Regions from separate parts of the Homo sapiens genome. Here region 2 is linked to region 1. A link is a contact called in ENCODE Hi-C or POLR2A ChIA-PET data. All regions are on one chromosome and are shown on one strand. Each heading gives the region's core, a stretch centred on a gene start or an enhancer-like site at or near the end of the contact. The rest is flanking DNA. Distances are from core to core; before and after follow the strand shown.

Region 1 (6,691 bases), core at 2,320-4,819:
CTCAGCGGGGAGGAGCCTGGCCTCTTCAATTTCTGTGTGGTGGCCTGGGATTCAATGTGAGTTTGGAGGCCTGTTAGCAGGACCCCCTCTTGCTCTGCTGACAGTATTTTTCTTTTTTCCTTTTTGCCCAGTAAATTCCGTTCCCCTCACCCTTCAATGTGTCCATGTTCCTAATCCTTCCTGGTGGTGTGACAAGAACCCGGTTTTAGCTGAACTAAGGAGCAAAATTCTGCAACAAAATGAGTTTTTTTGATCAGTCAATCTAACTGTTTATCAACTGTATTGAACTTTTCAAAGAACCAACTTTCAGTTTCATTGATTTTTCTCGTTTCGCCTTCATTTCTGCTCTTATCTTTATTTCTTTCTATTTACTTTGGGTTTAATTTGCTCTTTTTTCTAGCTTATTAATGTGGAAGCTTAGATCATTTGTTTTAAGTTGGTTTCAAATATATGCATTACAAGCTATTCATTTCTCACTTAGCATTATTTTAGCTACATTCCATAAACTTTGATCTGCTGGTTTTTAATCATTCAAAATATTTTCTAATTTCCCTTGTGATTTCTTTTTTTAAATCAATGGTTTGCTTAGCATATGTAACTTAGTTTCCAAATATTTGGGGACTGTTCAGCTTTCTTTGTTAATGATTTCTACTTTAATTTCATTGTGACTAGAGAATGTACTCTATGGTTTCAATCCTTTGAAACTTATTAAGACAGTTTATGGCCAGATTTGTTTACAACATGTGGTCTATCTTAATGTTTCATTTGCACTTGAAAAGAAGTATATTCTGTGGTATTGGGGATGGTGTTCTATAAATGTCAATTAGATTAAATTTTTGTATAATGTCCAAAAGTTCTGATCCTTAGTGTCTTTTGATCCATTTGTTCTATCACCGAGAGAGTGGTATAAAATTTTCCAATTATTATGAACTTGTCTTTTCTCTTTTTCGTTCTGTCAGTTTCTGCTTCATGTATTTTGAAGCTTTGTTATTACGAGCATAAACTTTTAAGATTGTCACCCTGATAAATTAATCATTTTATTCTAAAATGCCCCATTTTATTTTTGTTAATTATTTTTGTCTTGAAGCCTACTATCAGATACCAATATGAACACATCAGCTTTTTTCATGATTATTATTTGCTTGTTTTTTTTCACATTTTTACCTTTGACCATTTGTTTTTGTATTTAAAGTGTGTCTCCTGCACACACCATATGCTTGATTCTTGCTGTTTTATCCAGTCTGATGATCTTTTAATTGATCTTTAGTCAATTCACATTTAATGTAACGTGTGTGTATGTCTTCCACTTAGGACAAGTGCCTGTGTTTGTTGTTTCGTGGGGTTAAATCCCCCTGCTGCATGTTTCCATGGTACCCAGTAAATAGTCTTTTTAAAATAGTCCCCACATTGTAAGTCGGCCTTCCCAATCAATCATGCAGGCTTTGGTTTGTCTTGCTCATCACCGTATCCTCGCATTTTACAGAGACCTGGCACATAACAGGCATTCACTGAGATGTGAATTACATAGAATTAAGATTTAAATAGAGGAAAATAATCGCTTCCTTATCTTACAGAAGAAAACAGTAAGGGCCAAAAAAGTCATGAGAGTTGCTCAAGGTCACAGTGTTAGCTAGTGCAAGGCAAAAGTGAAGACAAGAAGTGGAATGGCCAGAAGACAGCCATGTCTTCCCAGCCATACCTGTATTGAGAGATTCTGCTTATTTCCTTTCATGGGGAAAGAAGACTTTCCCATTCAAGGCACCTCAGAGACTGCAGCTCTACCTGGGACCTGGGTGCCCACTGTACCCATTGCCAGAATATGTAGAGCTTAGGGCAGAGTTTGAAAAATACTTTTGAAATTATATGTGTGTGTGTGTGTGTGTGTGTGTGTGTGTGTGTGTATGTAATTTTTTTTTTTTTTTTTTTTTTTTTTTAGATAGAGTCTCGCAAACACCCAGGTGGGAGTGCAGTGGCACGATCAAATTCACTGCAGCCTCTACCTTCTGGGCTCAAGTGATCCTCCCACCTCAGCCTCCCAAGTAGCTGAAACCACAGGCACATGTCATCAAGTCTGGCTAATTTACAAAAACATTTTGGCTGAGTGCAGTGGCTCACGCCTGCCATCCCAGCACTTGGGAGGCCGAGGCGGGCAGATCACGAGGTCAGGAGTTCAAGACCAGTCGGGACAATATGGTGAAACTCCATCTCTACTAAAAATACAAAAATTAGCCAGGCGTGGTGGTGCGTGCCTGTAGTCCCAGCTACTGGGGAGGCTGAGACAAAAGAATTGCTTGAACCCGGGAGGCGGAGGTTGCAGTGAGCAGAGATTGTGCCACTGCACTCCAGCCTGGATGACAGAGCGAGACTCCGTCTCAAAAAAACAAAAAAACATAAAAACCTTTTTTTGGTAGAGACACGGTCTCTCTATGTTGCCCAGGCTGGTTTCAAACTCCTGGGTTCAAGGGATGCTCCCACCTTGTCCTCTCAAAGTGTTGGCATTACAGGCGTGGGCCGCCACACCTAGCCAGAGTTCAACAAATATTGCAGGCACGTGTGGGAGACCAGGACATGCCTCCCCAAAACATGAAGGATTGTGCTAAAGACAAGCAGCAGCACATTCAGGAAAGCTCTCTACCCTGGCCCTATTTGCCTAAAAGTAGGACACAGGTTTACAAAGACAAAAGGTATCCTGTCCCTCTGTCTACCTAGGAGAACAAAGACAACTTTAGACCCCTATGGCCTGGAGATGGTACCAGAGGAATTTACATTAACAAGCTTGACTAACTGGCCTTTGTCTTTTTTTTTTTTTTTTTTTTTTGCCTTCTCACAAGTTGCCTCCTGGAGAGACTCAAAGCCCTATTTCTTTGTCTTGTAACTTAAAAAAATTACTGTTCTTTGTTGAAGATGCTATAAAAACTGGAATTCAAAGTCACCTCTTCCAGAACGACTCATTCCCTCCAGATTTCTCATGTATAAATGAAATACACATGTCAGTAAATTTCTGTCTGTTTTTCTCTTGTTAATTTGTCTTTTGTAACAGGAGTCTCCCCCAACTAAGAACCTATGAGGGCTACAGAAAATCCCCTACAAATGAAAGGGGCAGAAATGACAAACTGCGATGAAAGGCCATAAGGATGCTCACACCCGAATCTAAAAAGCCCTTTGTGTGGGCCGCAGCCAAGCATACTTTGGCAAGAAATTTCTGTGGCTCTAACCTCCTTTGAAAACTGGAGAACCAAGGCCAGGAGGCAGAAGGAGGTGGCAGACCCGGCCCGGCGGCGGCCCAGCACGCGCAGGCCACCCAGAGTGGAGGTGGGAAACGGCATTACGCCCCTTTCCCTTTTCCTGGTCCCGCGGTGCTACCTCGTGTGCCACCCTTAAAGCGTAGTCCCCGCCGAGACCGCCCCCGCCTGAGTGGCAAGGGGACGAACTGCGCCCTGAACAGGCCTGGAAGCCCAACCCGGTGCGGACCGCCCTCAGTCTCCTAGTCCGGGCGCGCTGAGCGCAGGGGGGCGCTGTCCTCACCCACGCGTAAGTCGCCGCAGGGCGTTTCCGGGCGGAGAAAACCTACACGTGATGGGCGCCCACCGAGTGCCAGCACCGCCTCCTCCAGCTCCGCCAAGTAGGTGGGATCCACTACTTTGCAGAGGAGGAAGCCGTTCAGGCCTCCCTCTGTGCACTTTGCAAAAGCCTCTGCCCTTCCATCTCGAATCCCTTGGCGCCGATCACACTTCCTCTGCCTGGAAACCTGGAGCCGTCTCTCGCGAGACGTCCTCCGCCCTGTAGAAGGCCGTTTCGGTTCTTCGTGCGCGGTAGCCGCCCCACTTGCGGGATTCCAAGGCCTCATCGAGTGCGGGTATCTGGCTGTGGATTCGCCGCCGTCCTGCTGGACGCCTGGAGGCTCGAACCCCGCCGCCCCCCTACCCCAGGCTTTACTCCCACCCCGGCTTCCGCCCACTGTGCTGCCCTTCCTCGGACCTGGGCTGTCGGGAGAGCTGGAGGTGAGCGCTCTTGGGAGAGCCCAGCCAATTTAAAGAGTACCCCTGAGAAGACTTTGCGGAGGAAAATTTAACTGCGGGTACCCGCTGAGTTTATGGTGCGCCCAGTGTTACCAGAGCTTGTGTTGTGCATCAGGACTGGGAAAATTGGCAAGGAGTTACGCTATAATGACTCATATTTTATTGAACTTTGGTCATCAGCCAGGATTTGTTCTAAGTACTTTATTGTCACTAACATATATATTTATGTCTTCACGGCCACCCCGAGGTGGTTACTGTTATATCCACTGTGCAGATGAGGAAACTAAACTGGCTTAGAGAAGTGAAGGAGTTCACACCCGCGGGCAGGAGTAGACCACCCTCTCCTTGGTGTCCACACCTCGTTTCTTCAGGACTGAAGAGGCAGGCCCTGGAGCTCTGCCTGGGTTGCCTGCACTTGTGGAGGTTCCCATTCCTCCCTTCCCTCAGTTCCTACCCGCCATCTGCCTCAGAACACCACATAATCTCATCCTACCCTTTACACCACAAGACCCCCAGGACTCCCAGGCAATACTCTGCTTTAACTCAGGAAATTTTAACCTGGCATTTGGTAATTGAGGTGAGCAAGGGTGGAAAAAGAATGTTGATGACCCCTTAGGCTGGAGAGTGAAAAACTTTTGCAGAAGTAGAACACGCTAAAGCAGCAATACATTAAAGTCACGTCAATGTGGCAAGTGCAGTCCCTGGCACGTACTAGGTCCTTAACAGATTTTTCTTGTTGAAGTCGTTGCACATATGGTTACAGCTAAGGGACACAGGAAGTGATGAGTGCATAAACCTAAAGGAAGGGGCAGATAAGAGAAAGGGGACTCCCATGACTCCAACTCCTTTCTGATGCTTGGTGCTATGGAAATCCCTTGAGCAGGCCTGTGCGTTTTGTCTTTTTGCAGATGTTCACCCTTCCTCAAAAGGACTTCAGGGCTCCCACCACCTGTCTGGGCCCCACCTGCATGCAGGACCTGGGCAGTAGCCATGGGGAAGATCTGGAAGGAGAATGCTCCAGAAAACTGGACCAGAAGCTGCCAGAGCTCCGTGGAGTGGGTGATCCTGCCATGATCTCCTCTGATACCTCCTACCTGTCCTCTAGAGGAAGAATGATTAAATGGTTCTGGGATTCAGCTGAGGAGGGCTACAGGACCTACCACATGGATGAGTATGATGAGGACAAGAACCCCAGTGTGAGTGAAGCTCCCCTCCCACTGGGACCCAAGAGAGAACTGCAGGGTGGGGTACCCTACCTTGACCAATAAGGCAGCATCCAGCCTGCTCTTATGAGGTTGGAGTTATGGTACTCTGACCTCCAAGAGGGCTTCTGATGTAGCTTAGAGAGGCCCCAGTGTACTGCCTGGATCAGGAAATGGTCCATTTAGAATATAGGGGACCTTGATTTCTGAGGGAGGAATTCAAGAACCATATGATGTTCTATGGATTCTGACCCACGACCTGTCGACTATCCAACTTTAGAGCTAGGGCAGAACTAAGGTTCAGGTTGCAACTGTTTTACTTATAGGTTGTGTGTTGCTGAGCTAGTTACTTAACTTCCTTGAATCTTAAGTTATCTCTAAAATGAGATAATAAGGCCAAGCATGGTGGTTCATGCCTGTAATCCCAGCACTTTGGGAGGCTGAGGCAGAGGGAACACTTGAGGCCAGGAGTTTGAGACCAGCCTGGGCAGCATAGCAAGACCCCATCACTACAAAAAGGTAAAAATAAAAAAATTAACAGGGTGTGGTGGCGTGCACTTGTGGTCCCAGCTACTGGGGAGGCTGAGGTGGAAGGATTGCTTGAACCTGGAAGGTTGAGACTATAGTGAGCCAAGATCATGCCACTGCATTCTAGCCTGGGCAACGGTGTGAGACCCTATCTCAAAATAACAACAAACAAACAAAAATAAAATAAAATGGGATAATAATACCTGTTGTGTAGAAGAGTCAAGATTAAATGAGAGCAAGTATATGAAGTTTTTAGCACAGTGCTACTCAATAAATGATAGCTGCTATTATTATTTTCTGTCCCAAATATAAGCTATTCTCATAATGCCTTCAGAAGTCAGAAAGCTGTTACAAATAACCCTTTAATAATCTTTATTTGTTGAGCATCTACCATGTAGATGTGAACAGAAACAAAGTTCTTATCCTCATAGAGCTCATATTCTAGTTAGGGAGACAAACAGTGAATGAACAGAGAAAATATATGTATACTATATGGTGGTGAGTACTATAGAGAAAAATAAACCAGGTTAAAGAAGACAGAGAAAGATGGGTGGGCTGGGGATGTTGCTATTTAGTAGAAGGAGGTCACAGAAGGCTATTTTAATAAGATGAACATTTGAGCAGAAACCTGGAAAAAGTGAGGGATTGTGTTAGTTATCTATTGTTGCATAACAAATGACCTCAAATCTAGCAAGTTAAAACAACAATTCACAATTTTTGGAGTTCAGGAATCCTGGTGGATGCCTCAGGCTCAAGATCTTTTTTTTCCTTTTTCTTTTTCTTTTTTTTTTGTGACGGAGTCTCGCTGTGACACCCATGGAGTGCAGTGGCATGATCTCGGATCACTGCAACCTCTGCCTCCCGGGTTCAAGGGATTCTGCCTCAGCTTCCTGAGTAGCTGGGATTACAGGTGTGTGCCACTATGCCCAGCTAATTTTTGTA
Region 2 (6,691 bases), core at 2,148-4,647, 59 kb before region 1:
CGCCACTACACTCCAGTCTGGGCAACAGAGTGAGACTTTGTCTCAAAAAAAAAAAAAATGCATTAATTACATTGGGCAACTGTTGCCATTATTCATCTCCAAAACTCTTTTCATCCTATACAACCGAAATTCTATCCCCACTGGACAGTAACTGCCCATTCCCCTCTGACTTTTCGCACACTCTGCAGTTTCCAGCCTGGAGAGGCAGTGCAGGAGCCTGACCTGACTGCTGCCCGGGGGCTGTGGGTCTGGGCTCTGCCAGGGGCCCCTGTTACCCAGGGATAGGGGGTACCTCACTTGGAGGAACCTCACCAGGCCCTCACCCTCTGGCAGCAGCCAGTAGCAGGGAGCTGTTCCCCCAGGCCTTGGAGGTGAGCATTCCTGGGGTTGTGGCTAGAGCAGGCAGAGCAGAGCCAGACCCCTATCCTGGGGTAAGGGGTACCCAGATGCCCAGAATGAGGTATCTGGGACCCTGACTGCCTAGCAACCTGCAGCCTCTTGTTCCGTTGGTCCTGAAGTCAGGGGAGGGGCTGAGTCTGCATGTGGAAGGGGGAAACTGAGGCCAGGGGGCTCCCAGGAGTGAGTGAGGTGAAGGGGGGGGATGTGTCCCGGGCATCTAGAACCACGTGCACAGAGGCTTGGAGTAGAGAGAGCCCAGATCAGAAGGGCAGTCACGAGCTTGAGTCTGGGGAAGGACACAGAGCGGGTTTTCTGGGCCAAGTTCTTGGTGTTTGCTCACCCCCGCATACCGCCCTGGGGGACCAAGAAACTACCCAGGGACCCCCAAGAGCAAGAGGTGAGAAAAGGAGTCTCACCAGCCTGTTCCAAAATTTGAGCTCCAGTTGCTCCCTACCCGCACCCAGGGCTTCCAAGGCCAAGCTGAGCTGAGCTGAGCTGAGCTCTGGTCCCCTCCCCATAAAAGCCTGTCTGCGACTCTCAAGGGCATGTACCTAGCTGTTTTCTCCTTTCATTCTCAGCCCAGCCCCAGCCGCAGGCAGGATGGCTATCGGGAAAATGAGGCCCTAGGAATCGAGGGGGCTTGCCCAAGGTCAAGTAGTGGGTAAATGACTCCAGGGTCTTTCCCTTCCATCTGCCCGCCCTATCCTCAGAGATGCACTGAACTTTGCTCCTCAAAATGCAGTCCAAGACCAGCAGCATTGACAGCATCTGGGAGCTGGTTGGAAATGCAGAATTCTAGGCCCCTTCCTGGTCCCACGGGACCAGAATGTACATTTTAGCAAGAACCTGGTGATTTGCTAGCACTTTACAGTTGGAGAAGCACTGCTCTAGGAGTTCTTTCCCATCGAGGGGATGCAACTTCCTAGCAGGGAGAGGATACCTGCCTGGATACACTCCTAACCAAGGCCATTGGGACACTTGTAGGAGATATGTTTTTCGGAGGCCCACTGGTGGTGGTGAGGTTGGCCTTGTCTTCAGAACACCCAGCCCGGCCCACCCACCCCTTCTCCCCCGTGCCAGTCTGCCCTGTGCTTTTCGAGTCCCGGCAAGCTCACCCCCACCCTGCCATTGTACACGACAGCTGTAGAGGGGTGAGGGGAACTGTTTCAATGGCTGTCCCTCCACCCCTCGACAAGAGTCCCACTCTTTCCCTGCCCCCAGCCCCCTGCCTGGTGAGGCTGATTGTCCCATTCAGCACCCCCTCCCCGGATTGGCTGATGGGCTTTCAAACTCCTTTAGCTGCCTAATTACTGCTGATCGTGGGCTGCACGTGCAGGCTTCTGTGAATATGAGATTCTGTAATTGCTGCTGGCACACAGCCTGCCTGGGTGGGGGAGGGGAGGGTTCTGAGGACAAAGGGGTTCCACTATGGGGAGGGGAGCACTGAGGGCAGCACTAGCTTTGTTTTGCTCCTCGACTCAGGGGCTCTGGGTGGCAAATCTCTCACAGTGAGGCAGCGCTGAGGGAGGGAGTGCAGCTGAGGAGTGGGCTGTGAATTTTGAATGCACAGCGGGTTTGGGGCATTGGGTGTGTTTTCTGCCAGGCACTGTGCTCCGTGCTTTGCATATTAGGTCTCACAGGAACACCAACTCATTCTGGCTTCCCCGGACGTGCCCAGATTTTACTACTGAAAGTTTCATGTTCCCAGAACCTCCTCCCCCGCCCTCTACCCCCAGGTAAAGCTGTGCAGGTAATTACACTATCACACTACATCTAACTCTCTCAACAACTAGAGGAGATGGCGGACCTGTTATCCCCACTTTACAGATGAAGAAACCAAGGCTTACAGGCATGTAGGATTTTGTCTCCAGGGTCAAATAGCTGCTAAGTGGCAGAAGCTGGATTTGGACCCAGGTGTAAACTCCAAAGATCCGCAATGCAAGGAATCTGCCCAAAGGCCAAAGTGCAGGGGAGGGCCCAAGTTTGCAGGGTGTGTTCCCCACCCCATCTTTTCTGTGGCCTAGGCTCAAGACTCCCACCACCATGCCACCCCAGCGACCTCCAGGGTTCCAGCCTTACTCTGTAGAGACTACTTCTCCTGGATCCCAGAACTGGACCAGTCTGAAAGAACTGGGCCAGTCCCAGGAGGGGTGACTGTGTGGACCCTCCTCTGGCAGCCAGGGCCTGGCTAGACCCTTAGGGGCAGGGTGCTAGGTGGGAGGGCAAAGCTCTGGCCTTGGAGTCTGGGTGATCTGGGCCTGGACCTGCCACCAAAGTGGGACCCAGGTGGTTCAGGCTTCCTTGTGGGATGGAGGAGCTGGCTTGGATGTAGACTGAGGCCCCTTCCAGCTCTGGGTGCTAGCTGGATGCAGCTCATTTGAGTGGCTGAGAGCCAGTGTGCATGGCTTTGCAGCTCCTTGCTGACTGCGTGACTTTGGGTAAGGTACCCAACTTCTGGAAGATGCTTAAGGGGGAATAATGATGCTACTCACCTCTTTGAGATTTTTTTTTTTTTTTTTTTTTTTTGAGGCAGAGTCTCGCTCTGTTACCCAGGCTGGAGTGCAGTGGTGCAATCTCGGCTTACTGCAGCCTCCATCTCCTGGGTTCAAATGATTCTCCTGCCTCAGCCTCCTGAGTAGCTGGGATTAGAGACACGCACCATCACATCTGGCTAATTTTTGTATTTTTGTAGAGATGGGGTTTCATCATGTTGGCCCGGCTGGTCTCGAACTCCTGACCTCAAGTGATCTGCCTGCCTTGGCCTCTCAAAGTGCTGGGAATACAGGCATTAGCTACCACACCCAGACCTCTTTAAGATCTTAAAGGGACAATCTGTGGAAAGCTTTCAGCATGATGCCTGGCAGGAAGTAATAGCTAGTTGTTGATATTGTTGTTATTATTTTTAGCGATGTTCTCCTCCCCGCGGTTGGACATTCAAGCTAACCTCTCCCCACTGGCCCTTGACCCTAGACGAGCGTCAAGAATCCTCGTAGGCCTAGCTGACGTTTGAGCCAATGAGAGCTCAGAGGAGAGACCAACACTACCCCCGGGGGCCAAAAATAGAGATAAAGCTGACTCCAAAGTTAGGCTTGGCGGGACAATTTTGCCCATACAAGGCCAGAGTCTGTACCACCTGGCAGGCCCTAGGGCCAGGGAGCTGCAGGGCAGACTGCCTCAGGCCTGCTCTGGTTTTTGCCAGATCTGCCCAGGGAGGCCCCGGGAATGTCACAGGCTCCTTCTGTCTCAGATGGATGACTCTCTGGGGACTGAATTTTATTTGAAATCAGTTTGAGACAGAAGTGCCCCCCAGCTTCGGGCCCCCTTCCCAGCCAGACATTCCAGAGCCTGGGCGAGAAAGAAGCCCCAAGGCCCGAGATTGTTCAGAGGCCCCACTTGGATGTGGAATCCGAAGCCATTGCTTCTGGGAAGCATCTGTGCAAAAGCTGGGGGACTCCAAGAGCCCCCATAGAAACAGACCTCTAGGCCACTGTGCAGTGATGAACCACCTAAGCCCTCTTCTCTGTCCCAGGATGATGCTCGCTCCTCAAACCACATCCCTGTTGTCTCATAGAGACAAGGCCTTGGGTCAGTCCAAGCAAAGGCACCTAAGTATAGCAGGAAAGGCAGCACTTGAACCTTTCCTCTGCCTCTCAGGCTCTATATGTGTGACCTTGGGCTGGGCACTCAACTTCTCTGAGCCCCAGAGCGCCTCAGGGAGGCTCCTCCTCTGGAAAATAAGGATGATTATGTATGCCCTTGCTGGTTTGTGGTGTAGATTACATGAGACAACGGAAGGATGAAATGACCAAGCTCAGGGCTGGCACACAGTAGGTGCTCTGTACATGCTCACTTTTATCCCTTTGGTTATAAGACAGTGTTGGGGGTGGTTTGGATGGTGCAGTGAGACCCGTCTCGACTCCTAAAACAGCACACAGGGTGCAGCTCTCCCTCAAGGTGGCTCAGGCACTGGAGTGCAGGAAGAGGGTTCTTGCTTTAGACAGGGTCCATCTCTTCCAGTGTGCACACTGGTCTAGCCTGGTGTGGGGATGTGGCAGCTGATTCTCCAGTTCAATATCCAGGCTTCTGTGTCATTGTCCCCATCAACCTGGACATGCCAATACTTCAGTGCCCAGAGGGCATCTCAGAAGTAATTTTCATTCCCCAGGATGATTCACCTTCTAAGGCTGCCTCTTGCCCCAGGCCACAAGCAGATGCTCAGAGATGGCTTTTGGTGGTGGTGGTGATGCAGGGGCTGGGGAGGCCCTGACCACTGCAAAAATGTGACAGTTTTTCCCTGGGATGCGACCAAATTGCAGAAAGCTAAGAGAGGTGACATATCAGCTGTGGGCAGCGTGGTCCGGGGCTGGTGCCTGGACTGCAGGAGTCTCTGCTCACTGGGTAGTTTATCTCTCCGGGACCTCCCAGGGCTCTCAGGGCAAAAAGCAATGTCAGGAGACCTGGTCTGCCCCACAGGGGCTGTCCTTCTTCTGTCGTTGTGAACAGGACTCATCCAAATCTCATTTTCCTAATCTGTAAAAGGGGATTGATAGAGACAGTAAGCATAGTGGTTAAGAAGATGGCTTGGGACCGGCTGTATGACCGCGAAGCATAGTCTTTCTATATATGAACTGTGTCAACCTGGGCAAGTTATTTTGCCTCTTTGGGCCTCAGGTTCCTCTTCACTGCAGCGATGATAACACCTGTCTCATAGATTTGCCACTTTAAACAATCTGAGGCACCTAGTGACATGTGCTGAACACCTACCAAGGGCCAGGCACTGCCTGAGCACATCACCTGCATCAGGTAATGTCATCTCCTGACAACTCTCAGAAGTAGGTGTTTGTATTAAACCCTGTTTACAGATAAGAAAACTGAGGTCCAAGGTCATATCACTGGTAAATGTCAGAGCCTGTGATCCCAGCACTTTGGGAGGCCAAGGTGTGCAGATCATCTGAGGCCAGGAGTTTGAGACCAGCCTGGGCAACATGGCGAGACCCTGTCTCTACTGAAAATACAAAAAATTAGCCAGGCATGGTGGCATGTAAATGTGGTCCCAGCTACCCGGGACGCTGAGGTGGGAGAATCACTTGAGTCTGGGAGGTCGAGGGTGCAGTGAGCTGTGATCATGGCACTGCATTCCAGCCTGGGTGACAGCGGGAGACCCTGTCTCAAAACAAACAAACAAAATTTAATACAATGCCTAGTGCTCCATAAATGGAAGCTACCATTATTGAACAGGATAGGAGCGATTGCGGTATCAGGGTTCCCAGGCCTTTGCTTCTCCCAGCTGCTAAAAAGGATTTGTTGTGACTCAGTTTCTCCCCTTCTCTACCCACACAGGAGGGTTCTACTGTTGCCAGGTCAGTTCCTTGGGCCTAGCCTAGGATTTGTAGAAGGATTAGCAGAGTTGGAAGAGAAATGCCAGAGAGCACAGAGTCTGAAACAAAACTGGGGAGAAGAAAAAGCTGCATATAAAAAGTGCTCAGGGCCGGGCGCAGTGGCTCACGCCCATAATCCCAACACTTTGAGAGGCCAAGATAGGAGGATGGCTTGAACCCAGGAGTTTGAGACCAGCCTCGGCGACATAGTGAGACCCTGTCTCTACTAAAAATAAAAAATTTGCTGGGCATGGTGGTGTGCACCTGTGGTCCCAGCTACTTGGGAGGCTGAGTCAGGAGGATCGCTTGAGCCCAGGAGGTTGAAGCTGCAGTGAGCCGTGATCGCACCACTGCACTCTAGCCTGGGTGACAGGGCAGGACCCTGTCTCAAGTAAGTAAATAAATAAAATAATATCAAATAGAATGAGAACCAATTGTGCATCTTGGAATCAAAGGACTCTGGCTGCCCATAGAAAAGGCTTCCTTGTTACTCTGAATGGACAAGTTGCCATCCCAAGCCCCAGTCCTCTTCTTACTCTGCTTCTCCTGGGGATAAAGTCTTCTCTCTTATTAATGATGGTAAATGTGAGACCAGAGATGCCTGCTCAAAACAACTGCTTGGTGTTGGAAGAACTAGGCTAAGAGGACTGACATCTAAATGAGAGATAAAAACGTCACCTCTCAGCTGTGTGCAATGGCTCATGCCTGTAATCCCAGCATTTTGGGAGGCCAAGGTGGGGGGATCACCTGAGGTCAGGAGTTTGAGACCAGCCTGACCAACATGGAGAAACCCCGTCTCTACTAAAAATACAAAATTAGCCAGGCATGGTGGCACATGCCTGTAATCCCAGCTACTCGGGAGGCTGAGGCAGGAGAATTGCTTGAATCTGGGAGGCGGAGGTTGCAGTGAGCCG

The links. Hi-C counts contacts between places; a loop is a spot of excess contacts on that map. ChIA-PET counts read pairs that join two places held with the same protein, here RNA polymerase II (POLR2A). Pooled maps may share reads with other maps.
Region 2: POLR2A ChIA-PET joins it to region 1 with 11 read pairs in HEK293. The contact joins the enhancer-like site here to the promoter of ACCS in region 1. A Hi-C loop is called at or near these places in 2 of 168 maps with a recorded cell type or tissue (Calu3 and GM23248) and 1 of 50 pooled maps. POLR2A ChIA-PET finds 5 or more read pairs at or near these places in 4 of 52 experiments (H1, HEK293, OCI-LY7 and 1 more).

The regions. Positions count from the first base shown.
Region 1 is chr11:44,062,701-44,069,391 of GRCh38, forward strand. It overlaps ACCS (1-aminocyclopropane-1-carboxylate synthase homolog (inactive)), which reads left to right and starts at 3,570. Exons shown (of 15, transcript NM_032592.4): 1 at 3,570-4,001; 2 at 4,928-5,215. The coding sequence starts at 4,928. RefSeq lists enhancers at 3,210-3,339, 3,440-3,529, 3,550-3,739.
Region 2 is chr11:44,003,599-44,010,289 of GRCh38, forward strand. It overlaps a transcript of ACCSL not described here. Among named protein-coding and RNA genes, the nearest start is that of ACCSL, 41 kb to the right of the region's middle. RefSeq lists enhancers at 1,277-2,138, 3,667-4,166. Within about 2 kb of position 3,398, at least 7 of the 41 ENCODE cell types and tissues checked have a DNase peak (open chromatin) inside an H3K27ac peak, as active enhancers do.